Regions from separate parts of the Homo sapiens genome. Here region 2 is linked to region 1. A link is an interaction called in ENCODE POLR2A ChIA-PET data of the cell type or tissue named here. Cell type or tissue: MCF 10A. All regions are shown on one strand.

Region 1 (8,000 bases):
ACCCACGCCCCATCTCCCTGCTGTTGCAGAGGGTAGGTTCTAGAAATGTGGATGGGCCACACTAAGGCTTGTGGAGGGTCCCTTGGCACTCAACCTCTGCCAGCCCCAGTGCATCCCTGTCCAGCAGAGACTATTTGGAGTGGCCAGATGGGTCTGAGGCACTGTGTTCCAGCCAGGCAGGGGAGGGACGCCTGCTGTTCTGCATTGGACCTTTCAGCTGTTGGACACAACACCAGGGGTTGTCCTTCACATTATAGTCTCTGTGACAGGTAACCCAAGAGTTGTGCAGTGCACAGCCTGTGCAGCTGTATGTGGTGATACTAGACCTGGCTTCTTTCTGGGAAGGAGAGAGATGTCTCCTATTTCCCTTACAAAGTGTATTGCTTCAAGGCCGTCCTTTCCAGCTGGGTTTGGCTGTTGAGGTCCCTTCGAGGTTCCCCTGAAAGGGGGATGGATCTCTGGGCCTTTGTAGTGTTAACGTGCATCTCTCCAACCCACACAAATACCTGAGATCCATGGAGGTCAGGCCCTGAGCAGGCCACGGCTGGCCTTAGGGGGTACAGGTGTGGGATGATAAAAAGACTCCAGCTCTGGGCAGATGTAGCCCAGGGCACACGGTCTAGCTATGCTTTGATCCGGAGCCTAGAAGTCCCAGGAGAGGTTGTGAGGAAGGTGGGGGCCAGTGTGCCTTCCTTCTTCTGCGTGATAAAGCCGGCAACCTCTTCCTTTTCTCATGCTGGGCACAGAGCAGACATCTCTGGGTTGGTGAGGATGCCGAGCTCAGGCCTCTGAGTGCTCAGGGGAGGAGGCCCCGCCTTCTCCCCACATGGGGCACTGGGCAGATTCAAGGGAAATGGTGTCTGCTTTCTACACACTTCCTCCTACCTTCCCCCTTCTCCCATTTGAGCCTGAAGGCGGACATCTGGCCCAAGAAGATCTCAAACTCTCTGATGACAACCTAGTGACTCCCTTTTTTAGTATTCTCCCAGAGCTGAGGAATATATGGACCGCATCCTGGGTTTGGTTTCAGGAGAGGACTCCTCCCAGCCCTGCCCCAGGTCCAGCCCTAAACAAATCTCTGAGATACGAGCTATTCACCTTCTGTCCTCCCAGAGCCTACAGTTCGGTGATGGGGAAAGCTACCTTTTCCAGTTCATCATCATCATCTTCATCATCAGTAGGATTTATTGCACCCTGCTGTGTTTCAGGCATTGTGCTAGATTCCTACCCTATTCTTTTCCTCCTTGCTGTCCCCACTTTAGAGTCACCAGCTCAGTGACATGCAGGACATGGATGTTGTACAAATGTCTTTTGGTCAATTGTGTCGTGTCCAAATAGTGGAGTATAAATGGCATAGCACAGGGACCAGCACCCAGGAGCACAGGGGTGCAGAGGTTCCCCAGAGCTCATCATGGCCTTAGTGGTGTGCTTAGAATTATGGTTACCATGGCGGAAGTTTGGGTTAAGATTGACTAGCACTAAGGTTGTGGTTAGGGTGACATTCTATTTAACAGTACGGTAGTGGTTAGGGTAAGATTAGAGGAATAACTTTAGCAGTGCAGCATTAGGGTGAGGTTTTAATCTTAGGATTGTGGTCAGGGTTGGGTTAGGGTTATGCTAAAGTAACATTTAGGACTGTGGGTGTTTTCGATTGTATGTGTGGTTGTTGTTCTAACCCACCATTGATGGAGCCTTATTGAATAAGCTGACAGTTTACAGGCACCACCTAATTTAATACTGGGGACAGCTCGGCACAGTGGCTAAGAGCATGGGCCACGAGTCAGACAGATCCCGGTTCCACTTGACTCGGTTACTCCCCAGTCGTGCTATCAAGTGTGTTCTTTCACCTCCCCGAGTCTCAATGTGAAAGACTGATGATACCAATACTGGCTGCGCAGAGCTGTGGTCAGAATAACACAAAGGAATGTGGATAAAGTGCCGGCTCACATAGGTAAGTGCTCAGTACTCGATAGCAAATACTTTTTCTTGTCTGGGTCAGTTAGAGTTCCAGCAGGAAAGGGATGGCACACTCGATGTATTTATTTACAAAAGCACTGGCAGAGTCAAGAGAAAACAATGAATAATGGTGGAGTATCCCAGGGTAGTTACGTAGGCAAGCTCTTACCCTCCAGGTCTAAAGGGGCAAGGGACCAGCAGTCATAAGAACCCAGGGTAGCTCAGGCTATAGGAGAGGGCCATGGACAGGGCTGCGGCCTCTGGTGGAGGAATGCAGCCACTGCTCACCTGCAGTACCTGTTGCGAGGGAGCTGGGAGGATCTGCACCTCCACTCACCCTTCTCCTGCCCTCTGACCTCCTGCCACAGTTCCCCACTGATGGAACTGGACCAGAAGGCAGAGGGCAAAGGAATCTCCCAGGACTCAGAGTGGGATGGAGAGGGATCCAGGGGCAAGTGGAAGATCTTCAGCACATTTGCCAGTCCTTGCCATGACCCTGTGAGGAGGGTATTCCCATGACTCCCACTTTGCAATGAGGACACTGAGGGTAAGGGCGATTCCAGCCTAGCTCTCCTCGACTTCAGAACTTGTGATTATAGTCATTGTGCGAACCAGCCTCCAGGGCATGTGAGCGTAGGCAAGTGCGGAAACATCCAGCTTGGCTTGGAAACTGCAGAGTACTGGGTTAGGCAAGGTATCCAGCGTCTTTTCAGAAAACTACAGAAGTCGGTGAGAGCCTGGAGCAGCATTCGGCCTCATTAAAATGTTAATGTATACAGTTTCCAGCACCGGACTTAAAATAACTAGTGACAATAAACATTTCAAGCTTGTAGCTATGTTCATAGCATCTAGCCAACTTAAATCCTGTAGGATTTTTGTTTGAAAGGAAGAGGCTGGGAGCAATGAAGCAAGAAAAGAGAGGAAAGACTGGCAAAGCTCTTTTTCAGATGGCCCAGGGAAGGTTCGCCCCATCCGGCTGCTTTTTACAGAACTGGCTGCTCACTCAGTGAGGGTCTCCCTCTGCGGGGGTATGTGTGTGTATGCGTGTGTGTGTGGCGGGGCGTGGGTGGAAGCTGTGGAGAGAACATGTCTCAAAAGTCATAATGGAGATTTTTTCAGGCTCCGTGAATTCTCCTTTTGAGCTCAAGTTTTTCAAATATGTATCAGGTTTCACCTCTTGTCCAGGACATAAAGGAGGTTTCTGATTTATGGGTCCGGTAGTTTTTCCAGTTACTCCATCTTTAAATCTGCCATCAGTTAATTAATTTGCCACGGTCAGAAAAGGCACTGTGAGCTTCCCAGGTGAAAATAACTTTAGCAAAGTATGATCACAGTTTAAAAAAAAAAAAAAGGGAGGCATTCTGAAACATACACTTGTTTCCACTTGTGAAATTAACTGAATCAGTGTCTCGGCACTCCTCCTCCTCCCCCTGTCATGGCGCATGCACACACACACACTCTCTCTCTCTCTCTCTCACACACACACACACAGACACACACACACACACACACACCCCACCTCTGCAGAAGGGCTAAAGGGGAAGATTTAAACCTGGCAGGATAATTTCCCAGAAAAGGATTAGAAGGGGAAAATGGATTAACTGCAAAGTCATCTGATGACTGTGTTGTATGAGGCTGCTTGGGACCCAGAGGGGTGTATTCGTCTGTCTGTGTCTATCTGTCTGCAGATGACACCGGGAAGATTGCTAAATGATTCCCAATAATGAAATGTGAAAACACATAGTTGCTTTGCTAGCCACATAGCTGTGGTTTTGTGTCTGTGATTCATGGTGGAAGTGAGTAGCTGCGACAAGCATTCTGTGGGTTTTTTTTTTTCTCCTTATTTCTCCTACAAAAATATTTGTGAAAGGTCTAAAAGGAAGTGGAGTACTTTTTGAAAAGAAAAAAAATCCCTGTTCCTTGCAAAACAAAGATTACAGATGAAAACTTCTGGAGCTACCACATTTCTGCTTCCAGATGTCGCCTACGCTGCATTTTCCTCCTGGAGCCTCAGCCCTGCCCACGATGTAACATGTCCACCCGCGAGTGCCCGCAGCAGAGGCCACTTGAGGGAGTCTGCATCTGCAGGGGTCTGGCGGTATCCTCTCAAGACCCCAGCCAGGCCACGCCCTTCCAGGGGAGAAAAATTAATTCCACATTTCTTTCTTTTTTGATGTTCTTGGGACAAGGTCAGAGGCTCCACAAAATGCAGTAGCGTGTGAGGGCAGAATTGTGAAATAATTTATGTCTTAAATAAACCTGAGTTTGAATCTCAGCTCCACCACTTAGCTATGCAGCCTACAGTGAGTGATTTAACCTTGTGAGCTTCAGTGTTCTCATCTGTAGGCTGGGGATGATCATTGCTACCTTATGGAATTGTCAGAAGGATTGACTAATCCACGTAAGTGCATCTGGCACATTTTTGGTCCTCTATAAATGACACCCAGTCTTTTTTGGTGGGGAGGAGGATGGAGTCTCGCTCTGTTATCCAGGCTGGAGTGCAGTGGCATGACCTCGGCTCACTGCAACCTCTGTCTCCCAGGTTCAAGCAATTCTCCTGCCTCAGCCTCCTAAGTAACTGGGGAATTACAGGTGCCCACCACCATGCTCAGCTAATTTTTGTATTTTTAGTAGAGACGGGGTTTCACTATGTTGGCCAGGCTGGTATCGAACTCCTGACCTCAAGTGATCCGCCCACCTCAGCCTTCCAAAGGGCTGGGATTACAGGCATGAGCCACCGTGCCCACTCTTTTTTTTTTTTTTAATATAAAGAAAAGTGGTTTATTTGGTTCATGGTTCTGTACATTTGTTCAAAGTCTCACCGTACCCACTCTTACTTGTCCCCTGCCTCGGGGGTTATCTGAGCCTTTCAGAAATGCAGCAGCGGTCATCAGAAACTTTGAGAATTTGCCCAGAGCACTTGAAGGTGTTTCCAGACCTGGGAGGTTTCTGGTCACAGCCAAGGGTGAGCAGCAGGGTGGGGAAGGGAATCTCATCCCCCAGAGGCAGACAGAGCTCAGCCTGAAGACCCTGGCCCAGCACTTCCCTGCTGGGGATGACCCCGGGCAAGTTAGCAGGCTCCCTGTGCTTCAGTTTTCTCTTCTGTAAAATGGGGACACTAGTTCCTGTATCATAGGGTTGCTGTACTAATCAAGTAAATAAAAAAATAAAATGCCTTAGCAGAGGCCTGGCACATCATAGGTTGACAGATTTGGGCTGCTAGATTGCTGAATGGAAGCTTTCCAGGTTGGGGCCCTAGTTCCCATAGAAATCTCCTTTTGTTTATGGCCCCGGGGTAAATTTCCAGCCCCTGTGAGAGCGGAAAGGGCAGGCTGGGACTTTGGCCAGTTCCTGAAAGTGTATCTTTGACCCAGGTCCCTAGCTGCCTTAGTCTACAGTGTGCTTGTCGGGGCAGGCCCACGAGTGGGGTAAACACATCTGGAGTCAGGCCTGTGTTTGCTGTTCAATAAGCCAGACCTGCTAAGCTTGTGCATGGGCATGTGTGGGGGCGCATCATGGAGGGTGGAAGGGTCCTGAAGGCCATGAGCTGGGAACTCAAGGGTTCAGGAGGTGAGCATCTCATGGCCAAGTTAGTGGTGGTGAGATGTTTGTATACCAGGTTTGCTGTGGCTTTGGGAAAGAGTCCTAGCTCAATCCCCTCAGCCTAGGTGTCTCTCCTCCCCTTCCTCCAGCCCCTCCTCCAATCTCCTGTAGCACTTGCCAGGTCCCTAGGCCCTGCCTTGCATTTTCATTCCCTTTTCATGGCTGCAGCTCTCCAGCCACTTCTGGTTTTCATACACTTCCTTGTAGTTAATGCAGCATCACCATGGCAGCTTGTGGAGGGAGTTTGGCTGCAGTGATGGGAGGGGTGAGATGAGCTTTAGAGCCTGGCAGTCCTGAGCTTTAGGACTGTGGGTTTTGCCGTTCATGAGATACGTGAGCTTGGGCCAGCTACCTTCCTCCTTCATGCCGCAAATTTCTCATAGGTCATAGTGGGGCAGAGACACCTATGTCTTAGGTTCTTGTTAGGGGACCTTTATAAGGTCATGTGTGTTTGGTGCCTGGTGCTCAGCCTGTGTTTAGTAAGTATAGCAATTATTTCATCAAGACAGGTTGTGTGGGAAGGACTCTGACGCCCCAGCAGATACCCAGAGGAAGAGATACCAGTGGACAAATCTCATTATAGTCTGATCTCTGCCCCTCAGCACAGCTGGCTTCTGTCATTGGACCTGGGAGGAGTAACCCCCTTTTGGCATGAGCAGATGCCCTGTTCTAATAGCCAGGGGAAACCCAGGCCTTGATCTGAGCTCCAGCAGCACGTCTGTACACAACTTTAGTCCTTCAGTTCAACATTCCCAGTGTCTGCCCACCCAAAGAACCTGTGCTAAGAGGGGGTCTCCTGCAATTAGACCCCATAACACATTCCAAGTGGTAAGCCAGGAATAAATAACCTTCTCCTGTGTGAATCTCATACTTCCTATTAATCATTCTTCCATTCATTCAGGCCAGTTGGAAGAAAGGATGCTAAAAAGAGGGATGTTCTCTGAGTCGGGCAACTGACAAGGATTTTGTTCAGACTTGGCCACCCTTCTTTCCCTCCCTCCCTCCCTCCCTCCCTCCCTGCTTCCCTTCTTCCCTCCTTCCCTCCATCTCTATCTTCATTCCAGGCACTAGATGACTTGGACCCATGCCTCGCCTCTAAGAGCTCACATCCAGCGGTTTGACATGCTCAAGCAGCTACAGCACACCCAGCCCTTGGGAAGCTTTTGCAAGTGCTCTAGGAGACAAGGAGGGGAGCATCCCTGGGCAGTGTGGGTAATAGGGGTAGGTAGGGGGCCTCCAAGGGGAGTTTTCCATGACTATTTTTAACCTTGTTACTTTCTGGTGAAAACACTTTTTTCAAGGCTTCCTTTTCAAGCATGAGGTTCATAGGATGAGGCCCAGACTGTTGGCCTTCTGTACTAGGTCCCGAAGTATAGTTCTCAAGATGGTGCAAAGATTCGTGGTATAGGCTCTGGAACTAGAATATCTGCAGAATGCCTGTATTTGATTCCTAGTCATTGACTATGTGACCTTAAGTAAGTTACCTAGCTTCTTTATGCCTCATCTGGAAAAGGGATAATAATAATACCTACTTCCTAATTTTAATGGTGGTTAACTGAATTAATATATGTAAAGTGCTTAGCACAGTGCCTGGCATATGATTAGCACTATGTAACTGTTGGCTATTATTATTCTCATCCTTGACTCCTCCTATTTCTCTTTAATCAGACAGGTCTGATTATCCCTGAACACCATGCCAGCACATTCCTGAATATGTCCGTTTATGCTTGTGGCTCTCTCTGCACTCCCCACCCCTTCCTCCGGCTCATGTCTCCCACCCTCTGGAAAGCATTCCCCAGTGATCCAGCCCCACGGCCGCGCTGGAACATGCTGGCTGGACAGCTTACCTGGCCATAAGACTCCTGGCTTCTGCCCCTCTCCTCCATCTCTGCTCTTGGATTGTTATGAAATGCTCGCATGCAGGGGGCTGGCCCGGGGCTGCTGTATATAGTGTACCTGCTGTGTCCTGCACAAGGGTGCCAGGCAGGAGATGAACCCTGGGGCCAAAATCTAGCCTGTGTTCTGCTCACCCAGCACCGGGACCACGCTACATCAGCCTGAAGGAAGTAGGGCAACTTCTGTAAACTGGCTGCCCAGAGAGGCCTCTTGTGATTTGTGCGAAGGCACCAGGTATGCTCGGCCTCTCCCTACCCCCTGCCCCCCAGTCTGGGTGGCAAGCTCTTGGTGGGAAAGATGCCCTTTGCATAATGCCTGATGGGACGGTGCACGTTGGCGGTGGTTGAACGACGAATTCATGAAATCCAGGTTCACCGTGTGCTGACAAGTCTTCCCGAGGGAACTCGGAGCCAGGGGCCTCAGACTGCCTGCGGGCCCTGGGTGGCTGAGGAATGGGGCCCAGCTAGGGCTGGGGAGATGGTTCCAGTGAGGCAGGAGGACTGGGAGAAGCCATGGAGAAGTCTGAAGTTGAGTGTGAGAAATAT
Region 2 (8,000 bases), 83 kb before region 1:
TAAGACTATAAAGTATCTTATTTCTGTAAAGATTTTTCCTCCAGATACTCCAAATTGGATCTCCTTTGTTTTTATACCCTAAACCCTAAGCAGTTTTTGTAGGCTGGTCAGCAGGAAATTCTTGAGTATCATGTATGTGTAGTAGTATTAAAAATGACTCAGCACTAAAATGTCTCAAAAATTGTGGAATAGGCTAGTATTTCTAACTCAGAATACTGAGTCTGCACACCACCTAACAGCTATCCCAAAGTTATTGGTGAGCTTAGTTTTTTTTGTTTTTGTTTTTTAGCTTTTATTTGGAGTACAGGAGGGTGGATTTAGAGATCTGCAGGTCATGTTGACCTTGGTTTGTATCCAATAGAGTGGTGCTGCCTAGAGTTCAGATATACCTTGTTATAAATATCCCTTTTTTCCCCTCCCGGATTTAGTTTGCTTTAATTTTGCTCATATAAGGACATTTTATGATAGCCACAGCAGGGACCTGGTTCTCTGGAGTGAATTCAGGTGTGGTCTCTATAAGATGGGCAGTTAATTCCTGGAAGGAGATGTGGAGAACACAGTCTCTTTCCAGAAGTCAAGGAATGATACCTGTAGGTTTTTCAATATGGTATCAGAGGTGGCTTTAGCACAGTTGTTCAGGCTGTCGATATAGCCCTGACTTGTCAATACTAGCCAGCAGCAGCTTCTTAACCATGGGATAGTGGCAATGTTGGTACCTCTAGGGATAGGGATCAGACACACCAGCACAGAATCATAGCATCCAGTCACCTTGCAAGAACAGAGTGGGACTCCCCATCTAGTTCCCCTTGTAGCCTCCCTTCAGGGAGATGATGGATAGTTTATCCAGATGAGGCCTGTGTTGCTATTTCCCTGGAATACCCAATAATAAGCAGGCCACCATGGCTTTTGTAGTCTGTGATGGCTGTGAATGCCTGAGACCAGGTTCACCTGGCAAACCAGGCAAATTTCCAAGTGAGGTTTTAGGAGTTCATCTTTTAGGTATGACTCTAGGAAGAAGTCAGTCTTGGAGGTAGGAGAGGAGGCTTCTTTATAAACCTCATTATGTCCTCTACCAGATGGTCCATCCTGTTGACAGGAATTTACTTGTATCCTATGTTTCTGACTCTAGGGGCCCTGGGCCTCCAGCACTCCTTGCAGGATAGGCATCTCGTGTCACTGGGTGTTTTCTCGAAGAAGGTACCGTTGGACACGTTTGCATCAAGTTTGCAAAATGGGACCCTCAAAGGATAGAAAACCATGAATTGATGGGCTTGAATTTTTTTTGTTTTTTTGTTTTGTTGTTTGTTTTTTTTGAGACAGAGTCTCACTTGGTCACCCAGGCTCGAGTGCAGTGGGATGATCTCAGAGCTCACCGTAACCTTCACCTCCCAGGTTCAAGCTATTCTCCTGCCTCAGCCTCCCGAATAACAGGTGTGTGCCACCATGTCTGGCTAATTTTTGTGTTTTTAGTAGAGACGGGGTTTCACCATGTTGGCCAGACTGGTCTTGAACTCCTGACCTCAGGTATTCCGCCTGCCTCGGCCTCCCAAAGTGCTGGGATCACAAGCATGAGCCATGGGGCCCAGCCAAATGTTCATATTTTTATTTTTAACTCCCGTGGTTCAACTTTGGGCAAGACAACCTTCTTTCAGTATCAGTTTCCTGACCTGCAAAATGATGCTATTAACCAATTAAGAAAATCGACTAATAACTTAAGAGTTCTTGGGAAAAAAGTTTTCCTATATATAGTATGTGTGTTACCATGCTGACTGTGACTTAGGGCCCTGGTAGTTTCTGTAGCAGGAGGCTGTATGGGTCTGGGGGCAGTTGAGAATGCTAGAGTCGATGACTGGTGTGGAAATTCCCAGGGGGTGGTGACTCTGTTTTTCACCTTGCCGTGTCCAGGCAGGCCAGAGAGAATGAGTACTCAAGACACCTGGCCCAAACATTCATGAAGAAGACACCAAGTCAGAAGAGACTTCCTCCTTTGCATGATCCTGTAAGGACGGAAGAGGTATTTGAGGGAGCTGTATCTCAATCCTATGTCATGTGGTAGGAACCTTGACTTCCTTTAATTCACCTGATTACTGAATCATGATAATAGCTACCATTTTTTTTTTTTTTTTTTAGCTCTTCCCATATGCTAGGAGCTTTAGTATTTATTGTCTCATTCACAACAACCCTGCAAGGTATGTCTTGTTTTCTCCATTTTACACAAAACACAGTTGAGGCACACAGAGGATAAGTAACTGCCAAGGTTTCTTAGCTGGCAAGTGGTAGAGCTGTATTTGAACATGGGTCTGTTTCGTGTCGAAGCCCAAACTCCACATTTCTGGTTTGTCTCTAGCAGATTAGTTTAGACTAAGAAACAGCCCAGGCACTGGGCCACTGTGCTCGCTGACTCTGCCTTGTTCACTTGGTGATGCTGTGTGTGACAGATTAACACTTTATACCTTGGCTTACCTATCAGTCACTTGGGGATTTGGGATTTATGGGAAAAGGCCCTACTCATGCAGGGTAGAGAGATTTTAAGAGATACAGCTATTAGTAATGGCTTTAGAATCTTTTGCATGTAGAAAGTTCCTTAGACTACCAACTAATGAGCAAAGTGACTTCCAAGTTTAAGTGAATTCTATATAAAGAATACAAGACACCCTTGAGGATATAACTGAGGAAAAAGGCCCTGAAATTTTAGTATCCTTGCTTTGGTGGAAACTCAATAGGTATCAAATGAAATAATGAGGTCAGATATGTTACATAATACCCTGATGTTTATCTCTGGTAATTAAGTCTGCAGAAAAAGACTTATTGGAATAAATCTTTTGTCTCTAAACTCTGCTCATATGAAATAGCACCATTTGGCAAAGGCCAAATTCCTGGTGGATATCTCACTGAGGAAGCAAACATTTTCAAGAATGCCAGAGTTAAAGGGAGACAACACACACCCTAAACAAGACTGTGAAGATACTATGAAACTATTCTGTTGAAACCATAAGCATAGTATCTTTTCCAGGGTGAGGGGGTTTCTGTAACTCTCTTGAGTGAAGTCGCTCTTTCTGCAACCCCCCACTTCACCTGCATTATGGATTTGCACATAAAGGAGTTTTTCTGAATCTTCCCTTCTTCTACAGACCAACAATGTTTCCTCTCTCCTCAGAACTCCCACTTGAGGGAGTTGCCAAGACATTCCTCTGTTTGCCCATTAGCAGAGTCAGGGATATCAGAGTATTTGCAAGCCAGCTAGAGAGCCTTTGATGGCTTTTATGTTATGTTGAAAACAAAATGTTGTGTTATTGTGCAAGAGGAAGATTATGTGTGTGTCATCATTTTGTGCTTGGTCTCCTACGTCCAATCCTGCTCTAAGTTGTCATTTCATTTCCTAACCTCCTCCCCTCCCAGTCAGGTATTTCTGTTCCATCCCTGGGTTTGTAGCCTCCCTTTTTTTTTCTTGAGTTCTGTGCAGCTCTGCATTTCAGCAGACGTTTCCTATGTATCAAGCACTGTGCGGGGAGCTAGGGACACACAAGGTAGAATGTGATCCTGGCCTCTGAGAAGCTTACAATCTTGGGAGACAGATATAAACAATCTATTTTCCTTAGAGTTTCCTTCTCCTGAAGCTTGGGCACCCAAACCCATCACCACTGTCCCCCCCTTCAATAGTTTCTCCTGTTTACTTGGTGGGGAGCATTTCTTTATGTATTTGGAGACTTTCTATATTATAGAGTTGCTGTTGCTACAAGTGAAATTAGTCTAGCTTCCTACAGAGAGGGAAGTTACTCTCTCCCTGTTGATTTTCAGAGAAGAAAGAACCCTTGTAAAGATAGATTCCAAACCAAGAGACCCAAGGAGCAAGCGCATTATTGTGCCATAAATAGGCCATCACTTGGGCAGGTCCTGGGACAGCCTGGGAAAGGGGACTCGGTAATCTTAGGGCCCACTCTCCCTTTAATCTGCTCTCCCAGACAAAGCAGACCGGAAGTGTTGACTTTGGCAATAGGGAACTGGCCAATAGCCTGCAGCTCAGTGAATGAAATTAGAATCTTGAGTGGATGGGGAGAGGGAGGTATCTCCAACACTAATAGCAATCAAAGGGTTTGTGCTATGGTTATAATCAGTGTGGCAGAGGAAAGTCAAAGGAATACCATTTCCAATAAACTCAGAGGCGTGAAAAGGCAAATCAATTTTATGAACACCCATGAAATTGGTTGGTTGTGACCACTATGGGTGGAAACACTGAGCTTCAGTGGAATTTCCCTTAATATTAAACCAGGAAACTAGAGTCCCTGGTTATCTCTCTGTCGTATACAGCAGCTGACATCTATTCCTCCTGGGGATTGGGCAGATCTTAAAGTTGATGTCCTAAGCTTCTGACTGGGATCACAGCTCTGGATAGGGGTTGGGTCAGGCCATCGCCTTTAGAAAACCAGTTATTTAGCCTCTCTTTCCAATGGGATTTCTCTGAAACCTTGTTCATGATGATGCCAACTTGTGTCTCCTTGAAAAATCAAAACAATGGAATTAAACTTGGGTGTTCTCCTATAGATCTAGCATTTTATGTCACAGTCAGGGTAGACAAATGTGCTGTTGGCTCCTGGCAGGCTCATGTGCAGCTCTGGAGATGTTCTAAAGTGGGTGCAGTCAACAGCCACCCATCTGCATACTCCGCAGTGGTCTGGTTTAACAATTCTGACCTATCATCCCTCTAAACCTTGAAAACTCTGTGGTCTTGGCGTCCAAGCCATGTCTTCCAGTAGACTCTCACACCCAGAATCAGCAAAACCTCTTTTGTCAGACCATATCTTGAGTTTAGGCTTCAAAAAAATGGCATCGTGGGTTAGCTTTGTGGGGCGGGGTGAGTAAAACTCCAGTCCTGACTTTTAGGGGTATGGCTGGTCTTGGGGGCTTGGCATGGTGGGAAGAAGGGGCCAAGATAGTGGTTGGCATGAGGATATGGAGAACTTTGGAAGCAGAGCCAGAGACTCTGAGGATTGAGGCCCAGGAAAGTTTGGCACGAGTAACAGCTGGGTATTTAACCAGGAACAGTCACTCTATTTTTCTGAGCCTTGGCGGTATGTCAGAGCAACAAGCAGCTCTAGCAGGGTCTACGTCCTTCCTATTGTCTCCACCCCAACCTCACTCATCGTCCCAAACATCTGCTTCCAATTCGGGCCCTTGCCTTCTTGTCTGATTCCTGTACAAACCGCGGGTGGCACGGGTGAGGGGCAGGTCTGCAGGTGTGGACTGGGGAAGAAGAGGAAGGCTCTGGAAGAAGCTGCTTACAGGTTTAGTTTCAGGTCCTGATGAAGGAGTAAGGATTTGATCTATTAAAAAATTTTATATTTGTGTGTGTGTGTGTATACAAAATGTAAACAGTAAGTTGTTTCACTTCCTGGGTAAAAGTAACAATCTGAGGGAGGGAATTGGGACCAGCTGGAGAAGTCTCTGCGCCATCACATGGCCTGCTTTTCAAAGGCAGCACAGAGTCACTCCAGAGGCAGCAAACTGAAGTGATTAGTGCCCACAAGGAGCAGCCGAAGGTGCTAATGAGGTATTAACACCGCTTCTCCAGCTAGCAGCTGTGGATACTCCGAACAGACCAGTGAGGCAGAGCAGCAAAAGCAGCCTGGAACTGGAGGCGGCCAGGAGAGGAGCAGCAAGCCGGTGCCCACAGTCAGCCACGGCACCCTCAGCAGGCCCATTAGGAGGAATTGAGAAGCTTCTCCAGTGTTTGCCCTAAAATCTCAATCCATTTTAAGTGACAGAAAGTGACAAAAAACACCCCAGAGGAAAATACTGGGGCCTAAGGGAGTAATCTCAGAACTCTTGTAATAATAATAATAATAGCAGCCAACATCTAATACATGCTTACTCTGTGCCAGGCCCTATTCTAAGCACTTTGTCTGTGTTAATTCATTTAATATTCACATCATTCTATAAGCTGAAGACAATCATTATTCCCATTTTACAGATGAGGAAACTGAAGTACAGAGAAGTAAGTTGCGCAGGATTACATGTCCAGTGGATGGATGTAGGTGTCAAATTGGCTCTGACACGTTTTCTCACACAAGCCCAAAGGAGGTGGAGTTAGGGGCAGGACAGACAAGTCTGGAGAACACTGGTAAGAGAGTTGCTAGTGTTCTGTTCATCCTCTAACCCAGGGAGACATTGTGTAGGTCTGTGACTTCTGGGACCCCAGGGAGCCAGTCTGGCCGGCACTTCTTTGTCCAGTCCTGCTGCCTGGTGCCTCCTGAGGTTTCTGTTTCCCAATCAGGGTACGGGTTCCATTCTCCACCTCCCTCTCCAGGGCAGGAGGCACCCTCCATCCCTCAATCCAAATAAGCTGGGAGAGATGCCTCAGGGAGTTGGCCAGGCTCCAGGCCCCTGATGGGAAGTGGAAGAAGACACTTACTAAAGGGCAAGATCTGGCCAAGACCTGTGGGCTACCAGGATCCCCATTAAACTTCAAAGCTGAGCGCTGAGGCCGAGCCCATCATTTGACTGGCAACTCAGGAGCTGGTTGGACAGACCAGCTCACCGTGGCGGGCCTCTGTCTTGCAGAGAAGCAACCGTGTGGATAGTGACAGGCCACAGGCCTCTTCCAGCTGTTGCTTCCAGGGCTGAGCCAGAGGCCACTTTCCATGGGCACAGCCCATTTTTACTAAGATGAAAGGTTCTAGGAGGCTTACCTGACCAGGCCAGAGGCCCAAGGACGGTGGCTGTGAAGCACCACCAGCTCTCAGTGAACGTGGTCTGAACCATCTCAGCTCGTTCCTGCCTTTGTTCCTTTACTTGTTCTGTGCACTCTGCAAGGAATGAGGCCCATCCCGTCCTTCCTCCCTGCTACCTCCCCATCCTTCAAACCTGGCTCGTGCCAGAGGATATGAGGATTAAATAAGAGAACTCATGAAAAGTGCCGGTACTGTGTCTGACACTAAGTGTAAAAAAAAAAATTAGTAGTTAGCAATAGTAAACCACTATCCACAGTTGTCTTTGGTTATGTTGTGGATTTGAATTTGGAAGATCTGGGTTCAAATTTCTGACTTGCCACTGCCTAGGTGTATACTCTGCATAAATTGCTTAGTCGCTCTTAACTTTAACTGGGAAATAGTGATTCTAACAACGTACAAGTGTACCCGACAGAGGGCACGTAAAGCTTAAATGAGACAATGGATGTGAATAGTGTTTTGTAAATCACAAAACATCCTCTTAATTCCAACATTGCCTCTCCCACGTCCACTGGTACTGACCTTGGCCTGACCTGGGTATAGCTAAATTCCTTTGCTCTTCCATTCAGCAAAGACAAACCAAGAATTTTTTCAGAAGAAACTTTGGTTTAAAAAATTAAAGGACTAAACTAAAGGAAAATGCAAAAGAAGAGGAGTGATTGGGCTTTTGGAATACTGATGTCTCCTGCTACTAAGTCCAACCTCAGGGGCCAAACTCACTGTCAGTTATGGCCATAGTTACCATTTGCTCTCCCTCCTCAGTCTTGCCAGGGTCTTCCTGACATGGATTCAGAGTTGAAGGGCACTGAGGAAATGAAGAGCCCAGAACAATTCTGAGCCACCCTCCTCCCTTACACACACACCCAGGATGTGGCTAAAACTTACAGACCTTAAAATATTATGTGCCCAAGCCTCACAGCAAGTCCAGCTACCAGAGGCCAGTTTCCTGAGAAGCTAATGAGGCTTACATTGAGGGCCGCTCACCTACAGGAGTTCCTTCCAAGGTCATATTTTTTTTCAAAGTCATAGTATTTGCTAAGGTAAAAACAACAAACAAACAAAAAAAACCAAAAAACTATAGCTAGGTGTGGTGGTATGCACCTGTAGTCTCAGCACTTGGGAGGCTGAGGCAGGTGGATCAATTGAGCCCAGGAGTTTGAGAGAGTAGTGCACTATGATCACACCTGTGAATAGCCACCACACTCCAGCCTGGGCAACATAGCAAGACCCTGTCTCCTCCCAAAAAAATTTAACTGTAGTCAGTCTCCACCCTGA

What was found. ChIA-PET counts read pairs that join two places held together with the same protein. Peaks named below come from ENCODE experiments on the same cell type or tissue, not always from the same donor. Only the 100,000 strongest peaks of a DNase experiment are listed, where the experiment ranks them.
Region 2: POLR2A ChIA-PET joins it to region 1 with 12 read pairs; 5 of 35 experiments call an interaction of 5 or more read pairs at or near these places.

Annotation. Positions count from the first base shown.
Region 1 is chr14:74,567,755-74,575,754 of GRCh38, reverse strand. The region is part of intron 3 of LTBP2 (latent transforming growth factor beta binding protein 2); the gene reads left to right. Among named protein-coding and RNA genes, the nearest start is that of LTBP2, 40 kb to the left of the region's middle. In MCF 10A, a CTCF peak has its summit at 2,224 (motif pointing left); DNase peaks (open chromatin) are centred at 2,204, 2,564, 3,664, 5,244 and 1 weaker place.
Region 2 is chr14:74,651,068-74,659,067 of GRCh38, reverse strand. It overlaps LOC105370567 (a long non-coding RNA gene), which reads left to right and starts at 1,544. Exons shown (of 2, transcript XR_007064268.1): 1 at 1,544-2,014; 2 at 5,570-8,000. It also overlaps the pseudogene LOC100419503. In MCF 10A, no CTCF peak of the experiment used is centred here; DNase peaks (open chromatin) are centred at 3,317 and 6,327.